Regions from separate parts of the Homo sapiens genome. Here region 1 is linked to region 2. A link is a loop called in an ENCODE intact Hi-C map of the cell type or tissue named here. Cell type or tissue: dorsolateral prefrontal cortex. All regions are shown on one strand. Each heading gives the region's core, and the rest is flanking DNA. Links, peaks and the distances in the headings are about the cores only.

Evidence for each region. A loop is a pair of places that touch in the nucleus more often than their neighbours do. Peaks named below come from ENCODE experiments on the same cell type or tissue, not always from the same donor. Only the 100,000 strongest peaks of a DNase experiment are listed, where the experiment ranks them.
Region 1: a loop joins it to region 2, with 2.1 times the contacts of the local background. A loop is called at or near these places in 1 of 110 quality-filtered maps.

What each region holds. Positions count from the first base shown.
Region 1 is chr2:20,373,200-20,383,548 of GRCh38, forward strand. No RefSeq gene overlaps it. Among named protein-coding and RNA genes, the nearest start is that of PUM2, 28 kb to the left of the region's middle. RefSeq lists an enhancer at 8,086-8,917. In dorsolateral prefrontal cortex, for the core only: CTCF peaks have their summits at 6,026 (motif pointing right) and 6,227; a DNase peak (open chromatin) is centred at 6,052; H3K27ac peaks cover 1,163 bases.
Region 2 is chr2:20,511,082-20,521,430 of GRCh38, forward strand. No RefSeq gene overlaps it. Among named protein-coding and RNA genes, the nearest start is that of RHOB, 69 kb to the left of the region's middle. RefSeq lists silencers at 6,162-6,211, 6,242-6,291, 6,302-6,401. In dorsolateral prefrontal cortex, for the core only: no CTCF peak of the experiment used is centred there; DNase peaks (open chromatin) are centred at 5,626 and 6,180; H3K4me3 peaks cover 691 bases; H3K27ac peaks cover 2,493 bases.

The DNA of each region.
Region 1 (10,349 bases), core at 4,173-8,172, 140 kb before region 2:
GTGCATGTGCATAAAACAAATGAGATGGGCCAGGCAGTGGCGTATACCTATAATCCCAGCAACTGGGGAGGCTGAAGTGGGAGGATCACTTGAGCCCAGAAGTTAGAAACCAGCTTGGGTTGCATAGGGAGACTCCATCTCTACAAAAACAAAACAAAACAAAACAAAACAAAACAAAAATTATCCAGGAGTGGTGGCACACACCTCCCAGCTACTTGAGAAGCTGAGTGGGAGAATCACTGACCTGTGATCCTGCCACTGCACTTCAGCCTGAGTGACTGAGCAAGACCCTGTCTCACAAACAAACAAATGGAATCACACCAAATATTAGTCTGACTGATTTAAAGGACTTATACTTGGATGCCTTTTTTAAAGTGAAGAATCAAATAATATAACTGTGTTTCTTAGGCAGATCACCCAAATCTCTAATTTTTTTTGTTTTGTTTTGTTTTGTTTTTTGTTTTTGTTTTTTCTGTTTTGTTTTTGAGATGGAGTCTCACTCTGTCGCCCAGGCTGGAGTGCAGTGGCACGATCTCGGCTTACTGCAAACTCCGACTCCCTGGTTCAAGTGATTCTCCTGCCTCAGCCTCTCAAGTAGCTGGGATTACAGGCACACACCACCACACCCAGCTAATTTTTGTATTTTTAGTAGAGACGGGGTTTCACCGTGTTGGTCAGGATGGTCTCCATCTTCTGACTTTGTCATCCGCCTGCCTCCAAATCCCCAATTTTAATGTGCAACCCCGATACTCAGAAATAAATGTAAAATATATAGGAATAATATTAAGAATTAAATAATGGGGCTGTGTGTGGTGGCTCGCCCCTATAATACCAGTTACTTTGGGAGGCCAAGGCAGGAGGATCACTTGAGCCCAGGAGTTAGAGATCAGCCTGGGGAACATAGTGGGACCCCATCTCTATTTAAATTATGAAAAATTAAATTAAAAGATTAAATATTGGAAGAATCACACAACTCTGAAAATCACTTCAAAATGAAGTGTTTTCTAGAAAGTAAAGTTTGGATTTGTGTATACACATTGTTTTCATTCAAAAACAAAATGTTCCTATTATATATAGGTGAAATGTATATTTATTAATTTTTAAAAAAGCAAAATTTTACAGTTTTGTCTAAATGTCATTACAAAACTTCTAGAGCAGTCCACTGCAGTGGCTTACACCTGTAATCCCAGCACTTTGGGAGGCTGAGATGGGCAGAACACTTGAGGCCAGGAGTTCAAGACCAGCCTGGGCAACACGGTGAAACCCCGTCTCTACTAAAATTACAAAAAAAAAAAAAAAGAAAAAATTAGGCAGGTGTGGTGGTCTACTCTTGTAATCCCAGCTACTAGGGAGGCTAAGGCACGAGAATCTCTTGAACCTGGGAAGCAGAGCTTGCAGTGAGCCGAGATCATGCCACTACATTCCAGCCTGGGTGACAAATTGAGGCTCTGTCTCGAAAAAACAAAAACAAAACAAATACCTCCTAGAGCAGAGCAAATGCTCTTTTAGAAACACCATGTAAAGAGCAAAAGTAAAAACAACAACAACAAAAAAGCCTCAGAAACTAGAAACTAAAAAAACCTAAAAAAAAATAAAGAAAAAAAAATTTTGAATTGATGAGTAAATGGCATCCATAGGCCTGATTTCACATAAGGGATAATCAGATCAATATATCACCCAGTCAATGCCACAGAATCAGACCGTATAGTTCAGAGATCTAAGATGAATAAAAGTCTAGATGGTGAGACAAGAACCGGATGAAAAGACAGTCATTTGGCAGCGAGGAGCAAGCGACGGGCCTCATCCTCACTCTCGCCCGGCTTGTCCTGGGCCCTCCTGCGGCCCTAGGAATTGCCTGAGGGACAAACAAAGTGGACAAAGTCGCTGACAGACCTGAGTTACTGCCTTGGTCCTGGTGACCCTGCTCCAGGCAGTCCATCTCTGTCTGCGATCCATTGATCCTGGCGCCACTCCTGGTGCTTCATTATCGCCCAGAGGGGCCTCTGGAGTGCAAGCCACAAACAGGGAGACAAACCCAGGGAAGACTCCATACGGTTCCACAGCAACCAGCCAGTTCTAAAGTCAGCGTCCCTGGCTTCCAGCTCCAACACTGGACATTCCCCCGTGGCTCCCCTGCCTGGGAATCTGGTGGAGGCTGATTGGGCAGCCCAGGGGATGCCGGTGGGGTGCGGGGAGGAAAGGCTGCAAGGGCAGCTTGGCTGGATCATGGAGGCCCGGGTGAGGCATTCGGACTTACTCTAAGGGCAAGAGAGCGAGAGACTGCAGCTTGGAGAGGACAGCGGTGCTTTGGAAGATGAATCTGGCTCATTGTGCTAAGAAAAGGAGGGAGGAGAGTAGCTTTCTAGGTGACCTGGGGCAGTGGCAATAGGTATGAGGGACGTGAGGGGTCTGAGACAAGCAGGGAGGGTGCATTGCCCAGCCTTCCTGGTTGTGGGTGAGGAGCTGTCGGTGAGGACTTTAAGCGTTTAAGCCCCACGATCAGGTGTTGTGGATAGGAGTTTGGATAATAATTCTGAAAAACAGAGCCCCACACACCTTAATCCCAAATGTTGAAATCCCAAGAGATCACAATCCCAAAAATATAATTCTGGAAAAAATAATTTTGGAAATTATTTTAAAGACATTTACTTACATTTTAAAAGGGGATTTATTTGAGAAACATATAAAAACACAATAACACTTCATAGGCGACTTGACACAATATGAGAGGCAATAGCATACATCATTTTGCAACCATAAAGACTCAGGTAGAATAAAGACAGTCATAGGAGTATAACAGTCAAGAGCAGAGGAAACATATTCATAAACAAATAGGTCCAAAAGGGAAATATATAAACACATGTCACTATGGTTGGTAATTGTGTGTACCCAGCTTTATTTAATTTTTCAAAATACTTAAATACAAAACACTCTCCTGTCCAATGCACCCAGCTCTATAACTGTGGTCATCTGAAATACTGTGATGGACAACCTAAGTCTTTTGATGAGATCAACCAAAGATAAAAAACCGCAGTGAGTTACCCCTGTGTGCTCAAAAAATTTTATCTTTCACAAATGCCAGTGAACAAAAACGGACATCTCTTCATTTACTGAGGAAGTTTCAACGTTTTTACATACATGCGCATTGCTTACACACAAAGGCAACATTGAGGTAATGTAATTTTGTGGAAGCAAATTTGGGTAAAATATAAAAGTCTTTATAAAATTTATACCTCCCCTATTGGAAATGATGCGACGATGACATCCATTGCATAGCTGAGCATGGTGGCACACACCCATAGTCCCAGCAACTCGGTAGGCTGAGGCAGAATTGCTTAAGCCCAAGAGTTTGAGGTTGTACTGTGCTATGATCATGCCTGTGCGTAGTCAATGCACTTCAGCCTGGGCAACATAGAGAGACCCATCTCTTAAAAAAAAAAAGAAATCCATAGCATAGTGAGTTGTTGAAAGTAATGCTGACAATTTAAAATAGTGGGAAAAACTAAAAAAATAAAAACAGAAAAATTGACATATGAAAAAGTGTATTACAGGGATAGATTGTGGGTAATTGCACATAGGTAGACCGTAAGAGCTAACCAACTTTGATGATCATTATTACATTTTGAAGTCCTGCATTGAGATGAATAGTTGCTTTTTTTCTTTTAGGGCATGGCTCTTCTTAGCAAATATGTTCACATTCATTTTCAATGTGGTGTTGCTCTTTTTGAAATTCTTGGCCAGGCACAGTGGCTCACACCTGTAATCCCAGCACTTTGGGAGGCTGAGACGTCCCAAATATGGTGAAACCCCATCTCTACCACCACCATCACCAACAAAAAGTTAGGTGGGCATAGTGGTGCGTGCTTGTAGTCCCAGCTACGTGGGAGGCTTAGGTGGGAGGCTGGCTTGAGCCTGGGAGGCAGAGGTAGCGGTGAGCCAAGATATCAGGCCACTCCACTCCAGCCTGAGTGATAAAGCCAGACTTCGTCTCAGAAAAAAAAAAGAAAGAAAGAAAAGAAATTCTTCCATGATTCAGTATTCCCTGTTACATTTTCCCATCTTTTTTTTTTTTTTTTTTTTTTGAGACGGAGTTTTCTCTGTCGCCCAAGCTGGAGTGCAGTGGCGTGATCTCAGCTCACTGCAAGTTCCCCCTCTGAGGTTCAAGTGATTCTCATGCCTCAGCCTCCCGAGTAGCTGGGATTACAGGCATGTGCCACCACACCTGACTAATTTTTGTATTTTTAGTAAAGAAGGCGTTTCACCATGTTGGCCAGGCTGGTCTCAAACACCTGACCTCAGGTGATCCACCCATCTTGGCCTCCCAAAGTACCCAAAAGTGTGAGCCACCGCAACCGGCCTACATTTTCCCATCTGCTGTGCCATGTTTCTATGTTGTTTTGGGGACTCAGAAATCCATTTCACATGCCCTCATATACAGATCATGAATTTGGTGGAAGCAATACTGGCGATAGGACAGCAACACCATGTCTTCTTATTCTACCATGAACATAATTATTTTCAAACCAGTCAATAACTTTGCTGGCTTCTTCAGGCAAATGAAGCTTTATATTTATTAAAAGCTCCTGGAATTTCATCAGCCAGATGGAATATTCACCAATGCAGAAAATGACGCATTTTTAAACTGTAATTTTTGTTGTCGTTCAGATAAGTGGCCAATCCACTCATCTGAATTTTCCACCAAATGCAAATAAAAACAATAATGAAGTAATAGTTCTGCTTAATGTGGTGCAACTGACATGATACAACTGTCCTGCCTACAACTGAAAATGTTCGAATTCCTTTCTCAGAATTCAGCTTTCAGGATTTTAGTCTTTTGGGGTTGTGATATTTAGGATTTTAGATGGTAGGGATTTTAGATCTTTCAGGATTTCACCATTTGCGATTATGGTGTTTGGGATTTTTTCTTTTGGGATTCTGATTGGCGCCATGCAGAATGCACTCCTGGGAAAAAAGTCTCAGACAGACATCCAAAGGTTGATTCGGCTGTTCTTTTGGGCTCAATGCCTACGGAAGGGAAGGGGAGGAAGCAGGATTGGGCAGATGGAGAAAGTGAGCTGCAGTACAGCTTCAACAGAGAGCCCTCTGACCCTCCCGGGAGCTGCAAAACTGGGACCACCCTGCAGAGTTGTGCCAGCCGGGGCAACGGGTCTGGGTCTTTGTGTTCTCACATTGATGGGTCACAGGATGTGGACCTTTCTGGGAAAGGAATGAGCTTGGGTGAGGGGCTCTCTGCAGTTGAGGAAACCCCTGGTTTTCTGCCGGCAGTGCTTCTAGCAGTTGGGAGAATAAACCCCTCATTCCTGAGGGGAGCCTTGGTGGCCCCTCGCAGTGTTTACCATGTTAAGTAAACATGGTAGGGTTGCTGAAGATTAGAGACGCCACAAAGAGGAGTGGGTTTGGGGAAGGCGATGAGCTCCATTTTGCACATAGTGAGTGTGAGGTGTTTCAGGGGCGTGCACGAGGGGTGTTCAGTGGATAACTTGGTGTACAGGTCTGAAGCTCTGGAGGGAGGTCAAGAATAGAACTACAGATTTAGCAAAAATATAAGGATTGGGTGGAAATCAGAGGAATGGATGGGACAGTTGGAGTCAGAAGGAGATGACACCTAAGTTGACCCATCTGGCAGCGGGTCCTCGGTGCAATCTCACAGGAGGAGGCAGCCGGATAAGATCAGCAAAGAACAGTGGCTCAGGAATTCCCAACTCCGTCAGAGCTATTGGTGATGAATGAGAGCCCTGGCCACACTCGCCCTCACAGAGCTCTCAGGGACCAATGTACAAATCAGGTGAAATATGCACTGCCCAGTGGGAAGCTGAATTGCCCGGGAATGAGACTGCTTCTCCCTACTTCTCGCCTGTCCATGTCCTTCTGTTTCCCCTTTGCCTTGACGCCCTCTCTCTCTCTCTCTCTCTGTCTTTCTCCTCTTTCTCCTCTTTCTCTCTGTCCAGTTCTTCTCTCTCCCTCTGTCCCTCTGGGCCCACTAGAGGGCGGCAGCCCCCAGTCCAGGCCTGGGCGTCCACCCTCCCAGCCTTTGCCTGGGCCTGGTGCTCCCGTAGGGAGCGGTGCCAAGATTGCTCTTGGGCCGTGAGGCAGCTCCTCTCCCAGGACTCTGTCCTGTCCTTATAGGGCTCTCGTGGGTGGGAAATACTGGGTTCAGTAGATAGGGCAGGAACGGCTGCTTCTTTGCCTGGCTTTGCTGAAGCTTGGAGGCTGTGGCCAGCTGTTCCTGCCTTGACAGATGGGAGAGGCCTGGCACCTACTCGAGGTCTCTGAGTTGACAATCACTTTCTCCTTCTTGCTCCTGGGGCTGTAGGGCCACGGAGCTTTCAGAAATCAGGACTTGGTCTTGTTCCCATCATTTGTGTCCCAGAGTGTTCTTAAAAGGATTTCTTTTTTCTTTTTTTAAAATTTTAAGTTCCAGGTACATGTGCAGGATGTGCAGTTTTGTTACATAGGTAAACGTGTGCCATGGTGGTTTGCTGCACCTATCAACCCATCACCGAGGTATTAAGCCACGCACGCATTAGCTATTTATCCGGATGCTCTCCCTCCCCCTGCCCACCCCACAATAGGCCCTAGTGTGTTTTGCTCCCCTCCCTGTGTCCATGTGTTCTCATTGTTCAGCTCCCACTTATAAGTTAGAACATGCAGTGTTTGGTTTTCTGTTCCTGTGCTGGTTTGCTGAAGATAATGGCTTCCAGTTCCATCCATGTCTCTCTCAGGGACATAATCTCATTTCTTTATATGGCTGCATAGTATTCCATGGTGTATATGTGCCACATTTTCTTTATCCAGTCTACCATTGATGGGCATTTGGGTTGATTCCGTGTCTTTGCTATTGTGAATAGTGCTGCAATAAACATACGTGTGCATGCATTTTATAATAGAATGATTTATATTCCTTTGAGTATATATCCAGTAATGGGATTGCTGGGTCAAATGGTATTTCTGGTTCTAGATTCTTGAGGAATCGCCACACTGTCTTCCACAATGGTTCAACAAATTTGCATTCCCACCAACAGTGTAAAAGCATTCCTATTTCTCCACATCCTCGCCAGCATCTGTTGTTTCTTGACTTTTTTTTTTTTTTATTTTTAGACAGAATCTTACTGTGTTGCCAAGGCTGGAGTGCAGTGGCGCGATCTCAGCTCACTGCAACCTCCACCTCCCGGGTTCAAGCGATCCTTCCACCTCAGCCTCCCAAGTAGCTGGGAGTACAGGCGTGTGCCACCTCGTCCAGCTAATTTTTGTAAGTTTTAGTAGAGACGGGGTTTCACCATGTTGGCCAGGCTGGTCTCAAACTTCTGACCTTAGTGATCTGTCCCCCTCGGCCTCCCAAAGGGCTGGGATTACAGGCATGAGCCATCGTGCGCAGCCTGTTTCTTGACTTTAATAATTGCCATTCTGACTGGTGTGAGATAGTATCTCATTGTGGTTTTGATTTGCATTTCTTTAATGATCAGTGATGTTGAGCTTTTTTTTCATGTTTATTGGCTGCATAAATGTCTTTTTCTGAGAAGCGTCTGTTCATACAGAAAGAATTTCTTGACACCAATATTGTCCAGGGTATCAAAGGCCCTGGGCTGCTCCACTCCACCTCATGCAGGACCCTCTCCCTGGGCTTCTTGCCAGGGTGTGTGAGGCCCCAGTGCTTCCTAAAAGGCCCATTGTGACCAGAGATCCAAGGAGCTACATCTGAGAAGCATGCATGGCTCTGTGTTGCTGAAGGCATGGTTAAGCTAGGAGAAACTACATTTTCCCAAATGACGGGGACAAAAATGGAATGATCTTGTTGGGGAAAGAGTGTGCTTGGAAGGAACCCCTGGAACAGCAGGTTGGGGACCAGAGTGCTTGTCTAGAGGGGGCCCCAGCAGCCACGCCTCCCTTCTACCCTCTCCCTCCCCCAGCAGCCCAGGGACTAAGCTGTTAGAGTCCAAATTCATTTATTTTCACGTAGCTATCCAGTCTCCCAACATCATTTGTTGTAAAGACAATTCTCCATTGAATTATCTTGATACCCTTCTTGAAAATCAGTAGATCATAAATATATGAGTTTATTTCTCGATACTCTCAATTATATTCCATTATCCATGACTTATAGTAGTCAGCTAATGATTAGAAAGAGCTTTCCTTGAACACCTGATACCAAAATATCTCCCAGTCTTTGCAGATGGGCTTTTTGTAGGTGTTGGGACAGATCTTCAACATTCAGCCAGGTGGTTTGCAATTGTGCCTTAGCCCTCACCTGCTTGAACAGAGCCTGAGGGGAAGGTCACCCTGACATGGAATTTTAGAGCCTTATCAGGTCTTTTCTGAGCATGCGTACCACTTTAGGTGTGTGGCCTTCTAGATTTCCAGGAATCTATGAGAAGTTTTCAAAGTCCTTATTGCCCGAAGGAACTCATTCCCCTAGGCTTTCCATCCAAGTGCATTAGTTAGTCTATTGTATGCCTTGACTGTTAGCAATTGCTGCCTGCTGTGTTAGCTTGGCTGAGTTCCAAGTTAGATGAGCTAAGGGCAGGCCTTTTGAGCTGGTCTTCCAGGGACAGAACCAATAATTACAATTCTTTGTGTTCCCATTCTGCTCCCTCTGGGACAGTTTGTAATACTGGGAATACAGGCTGTTATTTTCAAGGCTACTGCTGAGCTGGGGAGAGGAGGATGAGACCAGAGTCAGTTAAAATGTCACAGAGACCCCCTGCTCTTACCAGGATGCAACTGTTTTACTAGCTTAGACACTCTCCTGATTACTATAAGCTTTTGATTAGTTTCCAGAATTCTGAAAAAGTTGGCTGAGTGTGGTGGCCCACATCTGTAATCCCAGCACTTTGGAAAGCTGAGGTGGAAGAGTCACTTGCCGCCAGGAGTTTGAGACTAGCTTGGGCAACATAGTGACAGCCTGTCTCTATAAAGAAAAAAAAAAAAAAAGAATCCTGAGAAAGTTAATTCTTACAGTATTTTTCATTGATTTTAGGGAGGCACAGGCTTTTGGAGTTTCTTATTCCACCATTTTCACTGATGCCACCATCACACCCATCTTGTATTAAAAGAGGGCCTCCAAATTTTTTTTTTTTTTGAGATGTGGGCTTGCTCTGTCGCCCAGACTGGAGTGCAGTGGCACGATCTCAGCTCACTGCAACCTCCGCCCCCCGGATTCAAGTGATTCTTCTGCCTCATCCTCCTGAGTAGCTGGGACTACAGGTACGCGCCACCATGCCCGGCTAATTTTTGTATTTGTAGTGGAGACCAGGTTTCGCCATATTGGCCAGGCTGGTTTTGAATTCCTGACCTCGTGATCCGCCCACCTCTGCCTCCCAAAGTGCTGGGATTACAAGCGTGAGCCACCATGCCCAGCCTAAAAAAGGACCTCCAAATTTTACATGCTTCAAGCGCCACAAAACCTGGATCCACCCCTGGGTGAGGTTATAAGAGGAGGACTCAGTCAGCTTTGGGTATGACCTCATTATATGGTTGCACTTTGATTATCTCTGGGCATATGGGCAACTGAAGCTTCTAGGTTGAGGTGACAAAGTATTTTGCAAAGCTGGGAAAAGGAAACTTCCTTCATTTCTGCATGGATCCCAGCACCTCCCAGCACTTTGAGGACTGGAAGCTTTGGAAACACTGCAGGCAGCATCCTTGGATACATTGGCGTTTTCATAGGAGTGAGGGGCCTCCGCTGCAGTGTCATGGGTATAGGGCAGTGGTTGGCAAACTGCAGCCAGTGGGAAAACCTGGCCTGCTCCCTGTCTTTGTTTTATGGCCTGTGAGCTAAGAACGTTTTTTACATTTCAAAAAGATTGGGGGAAAAAAAGCAAAAAAAGAATAATATTTTATGACATACAAAAATTATATGAAATTAAAATGGAAATCTCATTGTTCATAAATAAAGTTTTATTGAGAAACTTGCCACACTCATTTGTTGACATATCGTCGATGGCTGCTTTCTCACAGAGTTGAGTCACTGTGACAGGGACTGTGTGCACAGCAAAGAGTAAAATATTGACTACCTGGTATTTTCAGAAAAAGCTACTGACTCTTGGCATTGGGCACAGATGGGGAGAATTGGGGCAGGAGAAAGAGCAGAGGAGATGCCATACATAGAATGAGGCTGGCAGGCTGGCTTTCAGCACAGGTAAGACATTTCCTGAGAAGTCCCTGAAACACTTCAGAAGACTTTGCAGGGGACTGGAGGTCACGTATGATCAAGGTGAGTAAGAGCAGGAAGCGTGAGTTTTCGACGTCAACATAACTTCATCCATCTCCGTAGGAGAATGGGACATAAGCATTTTCATATTATTCTCATGAATACTTTTGTGGGAGAATCA
Region 2 (10,349 bases), core at 3,870-7,869:
ACCAGCCTCCACCAGCCTCCTAAAGGGCCTCTCTGTTTTGATTCTGCACCCCCATACAACCCCCCTCAACTCCCCTCCATGTTCATGTTCCGTTCAGCCTCCAGAGTTAGCTTATTAAAAAGATTAATTCCCATTGAACAATCCTCCTGAATAAAACCTGCCAGTGGCTTCTCATTGCTTTTAAAACAAAATGCAAAATCTTTTCATGGCTAGTAGGCCTACCCCGCTCCCTTTCTGACCTCTCACCTCTGACCTTATCTCCTCCTGTTCTCCCCGGTTCCCTTCTGCTCCTCAGTCCTGCCAAGCTTCTTAGTGTCTTGGGGTCTTTGCACTTGCTATTCTCTGTGCCCCAGATCTGTATGCAGTGGGGGCCTACGTCTCATTTAGGCTACCTCTCAAAGGTCATCTCTTAAGAGGGGTCTGCTTTGATTACCCAGGTCGGAAGCACCCTCCAAACCTGCCCCCCAGTCCCTCTCTACCGTGTCACCCTGCTTAGTTTTCCTCACACTGCTGCCTGCTGCCTGATCTGTCTGACGGTATTCATTTCTCTGTAGACTTGGCTCTGACAACTCCCACCGAGTGACAGTTGCACAGGGGACACCTGCCTGTCTTGTTCACTGCTGTGTCCCTAGTCCCTGGAACAGGGCCTGGCACATCGTAGGTGCTTTAGGTTAGGTTATTTCATGAATGAGTAAGTGGGTAGAGTTACGGGGCACAGGGGAGAGTCTACAGGGCTGGGGCGCACAATTCTAAATCGGGCAAGAGCCCCTTAGCCCACCGCCTGTGGATGCAGGAGGGAGGGCCGGTGAACCGCCCTCCCCATTGCTGTGTCTTTCTGCCTCTCACTTTCTCTCAGGCCCCATGTCCACAGTCTGTTCTGCCTTTTTAAGAACAATGAGTCAATAGGCCCAACTTGCTGTGCAGGGAATTACGTTCAGCTGGTGTAATTTCCCCCTTACCTAGAGAGAAAGGCCAGCATGAAGGTGCAACCGTGAGGACCGTTCAGTTGCATGGGAGAGGAGAGGAGCACATGGGGAAGAAGAACCAGGGTGGCTGGGAGTGGACAGGATGCCCCCAGTTTCCAGCCCCTGCCTCTGGGGCATGTGTGTGAGGCTCAGCTGGCAGCCACCACAGGCATGGCGGATGCATGGCTATGTCCTGTGTGGCTCACTTACCAGGAGCAAGCTGTCTACCCAGGAATGGCCTCTCCCCTCCACCCCGAGTGGTCAGAGCCGGCCTCTCACTGAGCCCCCAAAGCTGACAGGGTCCCCTGGATCATCAGGCCTTGACTACTCAACCCAGAGACTGCTACCCCAAAGTGGGGCTTCTGGGCCCTACGGCCCCCCTCACCACCCCAACTCCGCCATGGCGGGAGCTGCCATTAGAGATTTGCAGCTCTATCCCCTCAGGGCTCCCGTTCTTCTACCACAGCCACCAGGAGCCACGCTGAAAGCCATCATGTCCCGAGGGTGACCTGGGCTGCATGCTCTGCCTGGACCTTCCCAAAGGCATAAGCCTCAGAGCTGAACAAACATGGAATCAAGATCTGAAATGTGGCTGGGCGCGGTGGCTCACGCCTGTAATCCCAGCACGTTTGGAGGCTGAGGCGGGCGGATCACCTGAGGGCAGGAGTTTGAGACCAGCCTGACCAACATGGTGAGACCCTGTCTCTACTAAAAGTGCAAAAATTAGCTGGGTGTGGTGGTGCGCACCTGTAATCCCAGCTACTCGGGAGGGTGAGGCACAAGAATCCCTTGAACCCAGCACGTGGAGGTTGCAGTGAGCCGAGATTGCACCACTGCACTCCAGCCTGGGTGACAGAGGGCGACTCCACCTCAAAAAAAAAAAAAAAAAAAAAAAAAGAAAGATCTGAAATGTAAATGCCACCGTTTTATCAGATTAAGCATCATCCCATCCTATTGAGGGTCTTTTTTTCTTCACACAATTTCCTCCCCGTTTCCCCAAACAACACTATGTTGGTTTCTGTTTCTCCTGCACTTGGCCTCCTTCCCTCCCCACCACTCCCACCCTGCTATCTGTGCTGCCTCGACAGCTTCCCAGTGGGTCTCCCAGGGTCACGCGGCCCCCTCCACTCTGCATTCCTCATTGCCTGCCTTGGAGTGATCTTTCTTCCACACATCTCACCAACCCTCACTCAAAACCCTTTTGTGGGCTGGGCACAGTGGCTCACGCCTATAATCCCAGCACTTTGGGAGACCGAGGCGGGTGGATCACTTGAGGTCAGGAGTTCAAGACCAGCCTGACCAACATGGTGAAACCCTGTCTCTACTAAAAATACAAAAATTAGCCTGGCATATTGGCGGGTGCCTGTAATCCCAGCTACTGAGGAGGCTAAGGCAGGAGAATTGCTTAAACCCGGGAGGTGGAGGTTGCAGTGAGCTGAGATCGCTCCACTGCACTCCAGTCTGGGTGACAGAGCAAGACTCCATCTCAAAACAAACAAACAACAACAAAAAAAACCTTTTTGTGGCTCCCACTTACCTGCTGAAAAAGTTCAGACCCGTTAGCTGAGAACTCAAGGTTCTCTATAATCTCCCCCATTTATCCGTCCGTCCTCATTGTTGTCTCCCAGTTCCCTGTGCCCCAGCCACAGCAGACTTTTCATGCTCTCCAACGCCTGGGGACATTGCCAGCCTCAGGACCCTTTGCCCATACCATCCCTTCTACCTGCTGTGACTGTGTTGTGGCTTGAACTGTGTTCCCCTCAAAAGACCTGTTGGGATCCTAATCCCTGGTACCTGTGACAGTGACTTTATTTGCAAATAGAGTTTTTGCAGATATAATCAAGTTAAAATGAGGTTGTACCAGTTGGGGTGGGCCCTAAATTTAATGACGAATGACCTATAAGACAGCCATGTAAAGACACAGGGACCCAGAGATGCACAGGGAGAAGGCCATGTGAAAACAGAGGCCGAGGCTGGGGTGATGCCCTCAAGCCAAGGACACCAAGGGCTGCCAGAAAGCTCCAGAAGCAAGGAGAGGGACATGAAGCGGGTGCTCCCCCAGACCCTCCAGAAAGGACTGGCCTGGATGACACATTGCCTTTGGACTTCTGACTGTGAGGCGGCACCTTTCTGTTGCTGCAAGCCACCAAGTTTGTGGTGGTTTGTTGTGGCAGCCACAGGACACAGGCAGCCTGGCACCTGGATGCCACCCACAAACGCGTCGCCTGAACACAGCCTGCCCTTCCTCTGCATCCAGTCCCTTTCCACCTCCTCCCTGACACCTTGCTTCGTGTTTCCTGAGAGCTGTGTGCTCCTGCTGAGGTACTTCTCTCTGACACCTGTTTTCTAGCTCTCCATGTAGCCGTCTGGCCCCACCACTGGAAGCCCCTTCAGGTCTGAGTTCCCTGGGGCTGGTTTGGTTTTCTCTATAGTCAAGCTTGAGGTGGGTAATCAGGACAGCCCCCAGCCAACCCAAGGACGGTGACTGCTCCATCAGGAAGCACCACCTATTCCATTAGCAAATATATATCGAGCACCCAGTGTGCATGAGGCATTCTTCTAGGTCCTGTAAACAGAGCCATGAACACACTGGGGGCCTCACAGAGCACATGCTCCAGGGGGAAAGATGGTCTACACCTATCACATGGCACTGCCACAAAGGACTCAAGAAGAGCAGTTCAAGGGCACAGATAGTCCTGTTGGGGGAGCATTCCTATTAGGAGGAAAAAAAACTCATTACACAGACCTCCGCATAGATGATGGCCCAATTGGGGTCAGTCTGGGGACAGAAGACAGCATGAGTCAGCCACACTTCAGCCATCTGAAAAATTCTCTGTGCTCCCCTGTTGCAGACAGAGAAACTGAGGCAGGGGAGTGCTGCTGTTTTTTTCAGGGTATCTCAGCCAGGCAGGGGCTAGGACTGGGAGTCAAATTGGAAGCCCCTCCCGCTTCTGACTTCATCCCTCTGGTTTCCTGTTGAGCCCTCTGGAATGCATGTTTCCCTGCAGTGACGCATAGTCAGGGAAGGCAGGCGCTGGGGCCGTGCCCTGACTGAGTGTGAGGTAAGGGCTCTGTATTAGTCAGTTTTCACACTACTGATAAAGCCCAAGACTGGGTAATTTATAAACAAAAAGAGGTTTAATGGACTCACAGGTGTACGTGGCTGGGGAGGTCTCACAATCATGGCAGAAGGCGAAAGGCATGTCTTACATGGCGGCAGACAAGAGAAGAGAATGAGAGCCAAGTGAAAGGGGAAACTCCTTATAAAACCATCAGATCTTGAGAGACTTATTCACTACCATGAGAACAGTACGGGGGAAACTGCATGTTTTCAGCTCTCTCTCACCGGGTGCCTTCCACAACACGTAGGGACTATGGAAGCTACAATTCAAGATGAGATTTGGGTGGGGACACAGCCAAACCATAGCAGACTCCTTTCTGCTGTTCCCCTCCCTGGTCATGTGACTCACATGCCCTGCAGTGAATCCTAACAGCAGCATGAGAGCACAGCAGCCAGAATCCCCCCGGGTTGGACACCCTGTGATGGCAAGGTTAAGGGGTCACCCGACAGTCAGAGAGGAAAAGAGCAGGTGAGTGTCTCAGATGCGCACACACCCAGCCACCTGTTGGGAGTGGACATGAGCAGGGTTGGGCGGGAGAGGTAGTGTGTGAAGGTGTCCCCAAGTATCCTCTGCCTGGAGCCAGGCAAGAAAGGTAAGAAGTCACGTGTCTTCCAAGAGTGGCACCAGATGGAGGCCTTTCCTGTTTGAAATTGACTGGGTTTTAGGCGGCTCTGGAGCTTCTTCTTTGCTCAGCTGATGGCAAAGCTCTTGGAAGCTTGATGGTGGGACAAAGCTTAGAAGCAGTTAGAAGTGCTAACCAGGCACGGGGGGTTCAGAGGTGGCGGGCACACTGGGAAGTGCCACGGAGAGGCTTTGAAACTGGGCAGGCTAGTCAGTGCATGGACTGATTCAGCCCAGCAAGTATTGATTAAGCACCTGCCATCTACCTGGCACTGTGGGTTTACAGTGTGGGAGCAGGGCAGAGGGAAGTGCCAGCACATCCCTGCAGAGGGATGAAGAGGTGGCAGTGGTGAGGTTAGATAGCTCGAGCCCAGTGCAGATGAAGATGGTGAGAGCAGAGTCTGTGCACCCTCAGCCCATAGCAGCGAGAATCCTGCTGGTTGTGTACAAAGAGGCCAATACACCCGTAGGCCACAGGAACCTAACTCTAACTTATTAGAGTGGGAGCAGGCCCTTCTCCTACTCAGTTTCAAGGATGGTCCTTCCTGGAGCCAGAGGACTGTCGGAAATGACTGTGTGGGTCCTTCCAACCTGGGGAGTCTGTGATTCTAAAAACAGGCAAACAACCTCAATCTCCCTGGATCTCTGCCTTCCCACCCCCAGCCCCCTCTTCCTTAGACAAAGGGCTCTTGGAGGGATCTGAGGCTCATTTCATAGAAAGCTGAAAATAATATGAAGTAGAGTTTCTATTTTAGAGGGTAACACTTACATAAGGTGGGATCTTTCAAAATGTTCAATCTGATACCTATTTAGGGAAACATCAAACAGCCCCACAAACACAGCTCGGGGGAGGAGGCCACTCTGTTCTCCTCCGCATCCCCAGCTGGCTGAAGTGGTCTGTGGAGCTGCGGGGCATCTTAGATGTGCCTCCTGGCATGAGCAGGTGCCATGGGCTGGCTTCCTCAGCCAGGCAAGCCTGTCATCCTGCTCACTGCCTGTCCCCTGCATGGGTCAGAATCAGGGTGCTTGCTGGAGACCCCAGAAGGGCTGGGCACCCCCAGAGATACTGCAGGTGCCCCATGGAGGAAGAAAGCCTCCAGGTCGTGTGAACCTGGGACCTCAATCCAGGTCTTTTGGCACTCAGACCTCAAGCACTTTTGTTTGTGCCACATGGTTCTTGAGAGTTAATAAATAAAGGGCGGGGGAGCGGGAAGGAATGTCCTAAAGGCTTACTTGGTTAAATCTTTACCTACTTCCATTACCAGGCTCAACTTTGAAATTTCAGAAGGAAAGGAAGAGATGAAAAGAAAAATGTCACATTTCAAATCCTTCCCACAGTGACTCATTTCAGAAGTGGGGTTTCGTCCTTTTTAAAAACAGAATCAATACCGTCTTTCATGAAAACAGCTTTTGTTTCCCCTTCAGCTGCAAGCCTGACCGATCCTTCTTGGCTCAGTGCAGAGCCAGAGAAGGAGGCCAATGAGCAGCTCTCATTGCGGGCCTGGCAGGAACACCAGGGCAGGGCAGGGCGGGAGGGTGGGGAGTGCTGTTTGGAGGGAAAGAAGCTAGAGAGACCCTCTGCCTTCTTCAGGAAAGGCCTTCACTGTTAACACCCCCATTCCCACCAGCTTCTAGGCCCTCACCCCACCCAGTAAAGCCAAACATCAAGCAGGGGACTGTGGACGCCACTCATTTTCCTAGAGCATCCTGGTCAGTGGATTTTAGAATGGTCCCAGCACCCCAGAAACATTTGGGTCTCTCCTCCTCACCCCCATATGGGGGTCAATCAGTGGACAGCCTAGGCACCTGCTTATGGGGTACTTTATTTAAATGCCTTAATAATTGTTACTTTTTGTTCTTTTGTTTTTTGGATGGAGAGACTCAAACATCTGTGCTCTGCATGCCACCCCTTTAACAGTTTAATACACTTATACTTTAAGTATGTGTACATTTGGAGCACTTACCTTGGACTTGGACAATTAAACACACTTAGGTTCATTTATTATGTATTTCTTTATTTTTATTTTTTTGAGACGAAGTCTCACTCTGTCACCCAGGCTGGAGTGCAGTGGTGTAATCTAGGCTCACTGCAACCTCCGCCTCCTAGGTTCAAGCGGTCCTCCTGCCTCAGTCTCTGGAGTAGCTGGGACTACAGGCATGCCCCATGACGCCCAGCTAATTTTTTTTTTTTTGCATTTTTAGTAGAGGCAGGGTTTCACCATGTTGGCTAGGCTGGTCTCGAACTGCTGACCTCAGGCGATCCACCCACCTCGGCCTCCCAAAGTGTTGGGATTACAGGCGTAAGCCACCGTGCCTGGCCTATTTATTTCCCTGATTACCTCTAATAATTTTACAGAAGTCGAGATACAAAGCTCCAAAGGGACACTCCATTCTAGGCCTCCATCCATGAGCATCCTCTACTACATTATTGAAGAGCTAAAGTTTGAGTTGAGTGTTTGAAGATGAAAAAAAGTTTTTTAGACAGACAAGGATGTGAGTGTTGTGGGGATGGGAACAGCTTGTGCAAAGGTGCATTAGAACCAACAAGCATGGCCTACTCAGAATTCAGCAATTGATTCAAGCTTGCAGCGGGGACAGGGAGCACGTGGAGTGGCAGGGTTCTGTTGGAGTGGCAAAGGGTGGATTGTGCTGGGGCTTGTAAGCTACACTGAGAAGACCAGGCTATCCTGGGAAGAATGGGAGTTTTTGAAATGATTTAAGAGTGAAATGAACTTCTGAGATCAACATTTTACAAGGAATCTTAGGTCTTCTGCCTTGGAGCACCATTAACAATGGTCCCCTTTCTCCAAAGACTAAAATGTTTCTCAGATCATAAGGGGGACAATGAGTATCCAATGGCAAACGATGCTGCTATGATTTGAGTAATGGTCTCTCCTCCAAAATTGATATTGGCACTTAATCCCTGATGCAACAGTATTAAGGTTTGTGGCCTCTAGGAGGTAATTAAATCATGAGGGCTGTGCCTTCATGAATGGCATTAACACCCTTGTAAAAGGACTTGAGGTTGAAGGGAGTCTCTTCCACCATCTTCCTTCCATGTGAGGACACAGCAACTAGGCACCATCTTGAAAACAGAGAGCTTCCTCACCTCTCTGTTGGTGCCTTGATCTTGGACTTCCCAGCCTCCACAACTATAAGAAATAAATTTCTGTTCTTTACACATTACTCAGCCTAAGGTGTTTTGTTAAAGCAGTAAAAACAGACTAAGACAGATGCCTTATCCTCACTGATCCCCATGGCAGGAGAACCCCTATCCTGGCCTGTGCCCATGGAAGAGCCTGGTGTGATGGGCCAATTAAGCAACTGCCACAGAGAGGGAGCCCTGCCTGAACCCCCTTTGTTGACTGCTGCAGCCAAGTATACCATCTCAGTAAAGAGGGGCTCAAGAATGGTCTCAGATGTGGGCAGGCCCAGGGAGAAGGAGCTGTCCCCATTCTTGAACCATTGTCAGGTTGGCCATTGAGTTGGGCTGAGTTTGGACTTGGCCAGGATGGAAAGTGAGGAAGAGGAGAATGGACAAAGAAAAGTGGCCCTGGATATTAGATGGTGGGGCCTGGGGGTTGACAATTCCTGTCTCCTGGGGTAGCGCAGTGCTGGCCACAAACAGGGCATCTGGTGAAAGTTTGCTGATTGACAGATAGGGCGGGCTCCTGCTCCCTCCACCTAAGCCTTGTGTCTCTGAGAACCCCCTGGAGGAGAGGACACAGCTCTGCACCTCCTGTGGCTGGAGGGCTTTGTACCTGGAAGTCACCTTGGCAGGAAGCCTTTCTGCCTCCCTCCTCATCCCGCTTCCTGCTATGATGCCCACTCATTCAGCTTTGCTTTTTTCCCATTTCCTGCTGCCAGGACTGTTCCATGTTTCACTAGAAGGGAAACATTATTGTCCTTTCCACTTCTTACCCCTTCCACCAATTTTCTTTTTAGGTAATAAATTTGTTCCTTAATGAGCTTCCTCAGGATCCAGCCAGGCCCCAGTCAAGGCCTGTCTCTGCCTTGGCACCTCAGGCACAGTCCTGGAGAAGCCAGGACCAGACCCCTCCCCAGGGATCAGCAGCAGCCTCCACCGGGACTCGGAATGTATTAGGCCATTATCCCACCAAAGATGGAAGCCCAAGCCCATGTCCTCTCTTCCCCAGGGTTCAGAACAAGCCCAGCAACACTGTAAGTAGCAACTGCACTAGCAACAATGCCCTCTGGTTAAAGCCATGCAGATAGCACAGGAAATCGGAATGGCAGGGGCTTTCAAGATCAAAGTCAGTTGGATCTTTTTTAGGGGAAGGGCGGATCGGGTTTTGAAAGGATTCAGAGATGGAGGAATTAATCCTGCCGTTATTTTGCAGACACCAGTTCTTTCACGGTGGGCCAGTGGCACCGTATAATCCAAGATGAGGCTGCTGCCCTGAATGCAGAGAAAGCCTCGTTTCCTTGCGTTAAACCCCACATGGGATGCTGTCCCTCTCCCACAGGGATGGGGCAGGCTTGGTGGGATAGCACTTGGAAAGAGCGCATCTCATGCCCGCCACGTGGCAAATGGTCAGTGACCCCCTAACAGTGATGCTGTGACCAGTAGCTTCCTACCCAAGGGGAGGCCAGAGCCTGATGTCCCCTCTTGCCCGTGGAACAACTCGAGGCCAAGTTCTGATCCTGATATCACTGTTTGGGGACAAAAGTCAACTATTCACTCCACTGGAAGATGTGGTTCACTCCACAGTCTCTGGGATACGTCAGACCAGCATAAGATGCCGTTGAGGAACAAGCCAACATAGCAAGGCTGCAACTACCACAGAGATAGCAAGGAGACAGGTCATATGGGAAGAGGATGGCCTTGGTGGGAGGTAGATCTGAGTTCCAACTCTGGCTCTGCCACTTAAAGCTGTGCCACCTTGTGCAAATCTCTTCACTTCTCTGAGTCAATTTGTCATCATCATTGTCATTGTCATCATTGTCATCGATACCATTCACTGAGTGTGCACTGTATGCCAAGCAGCCATCTCTCATTTGATTCTCATAGCAACTGTATGAATAGATATCATTACTCCTATTTTAAGCACAAAGAAAGGAGGTTCAGGGAGATTATTAAACTTGCCCAAGACCAACAAGTAAGTAGTTAAGACAGGTTTTCAGCCTGACTCTCGCTGATTCCAAAGCCTATGTATGTGGTGGGTTGCATGGTGGTCCCCAAAAAGATATGTCCCTTTCCTAAGCCCCAGAACCTGTGAATACGATCTTATTTAGAAAAACGATCTTTAGGCCTGACACAGTGGCTCAGACCTATAATCCCAGCACTTTGGGAGGCCGAAGTGAGCAGACTGCTTGAGCTCAGGAGTTCAAGACCAGCCTGGCCAACATGCTGAGACCCCATCTCTAAATAGCCTGGAGTGGTGGCATACACCTGTGGCCCCAGCTTCTCAAGAGGCTGAGGTGAGAGGATCTCTTGAGCCTGGGAGATGGAGGTTGCAGTGGGCCGAGATTGCACCACTGGACTCTAGCCTGGGCAACAGAGCGAGACCCTGTCTCAAATAAAAAAGAAAAAGAGTCTTTGCAGATGTAATTAAGTCATGGATCTTGAGATGACGTCATCTAGGAATATCCAGATGGGCCCTAAATCTAAAGACAAGTG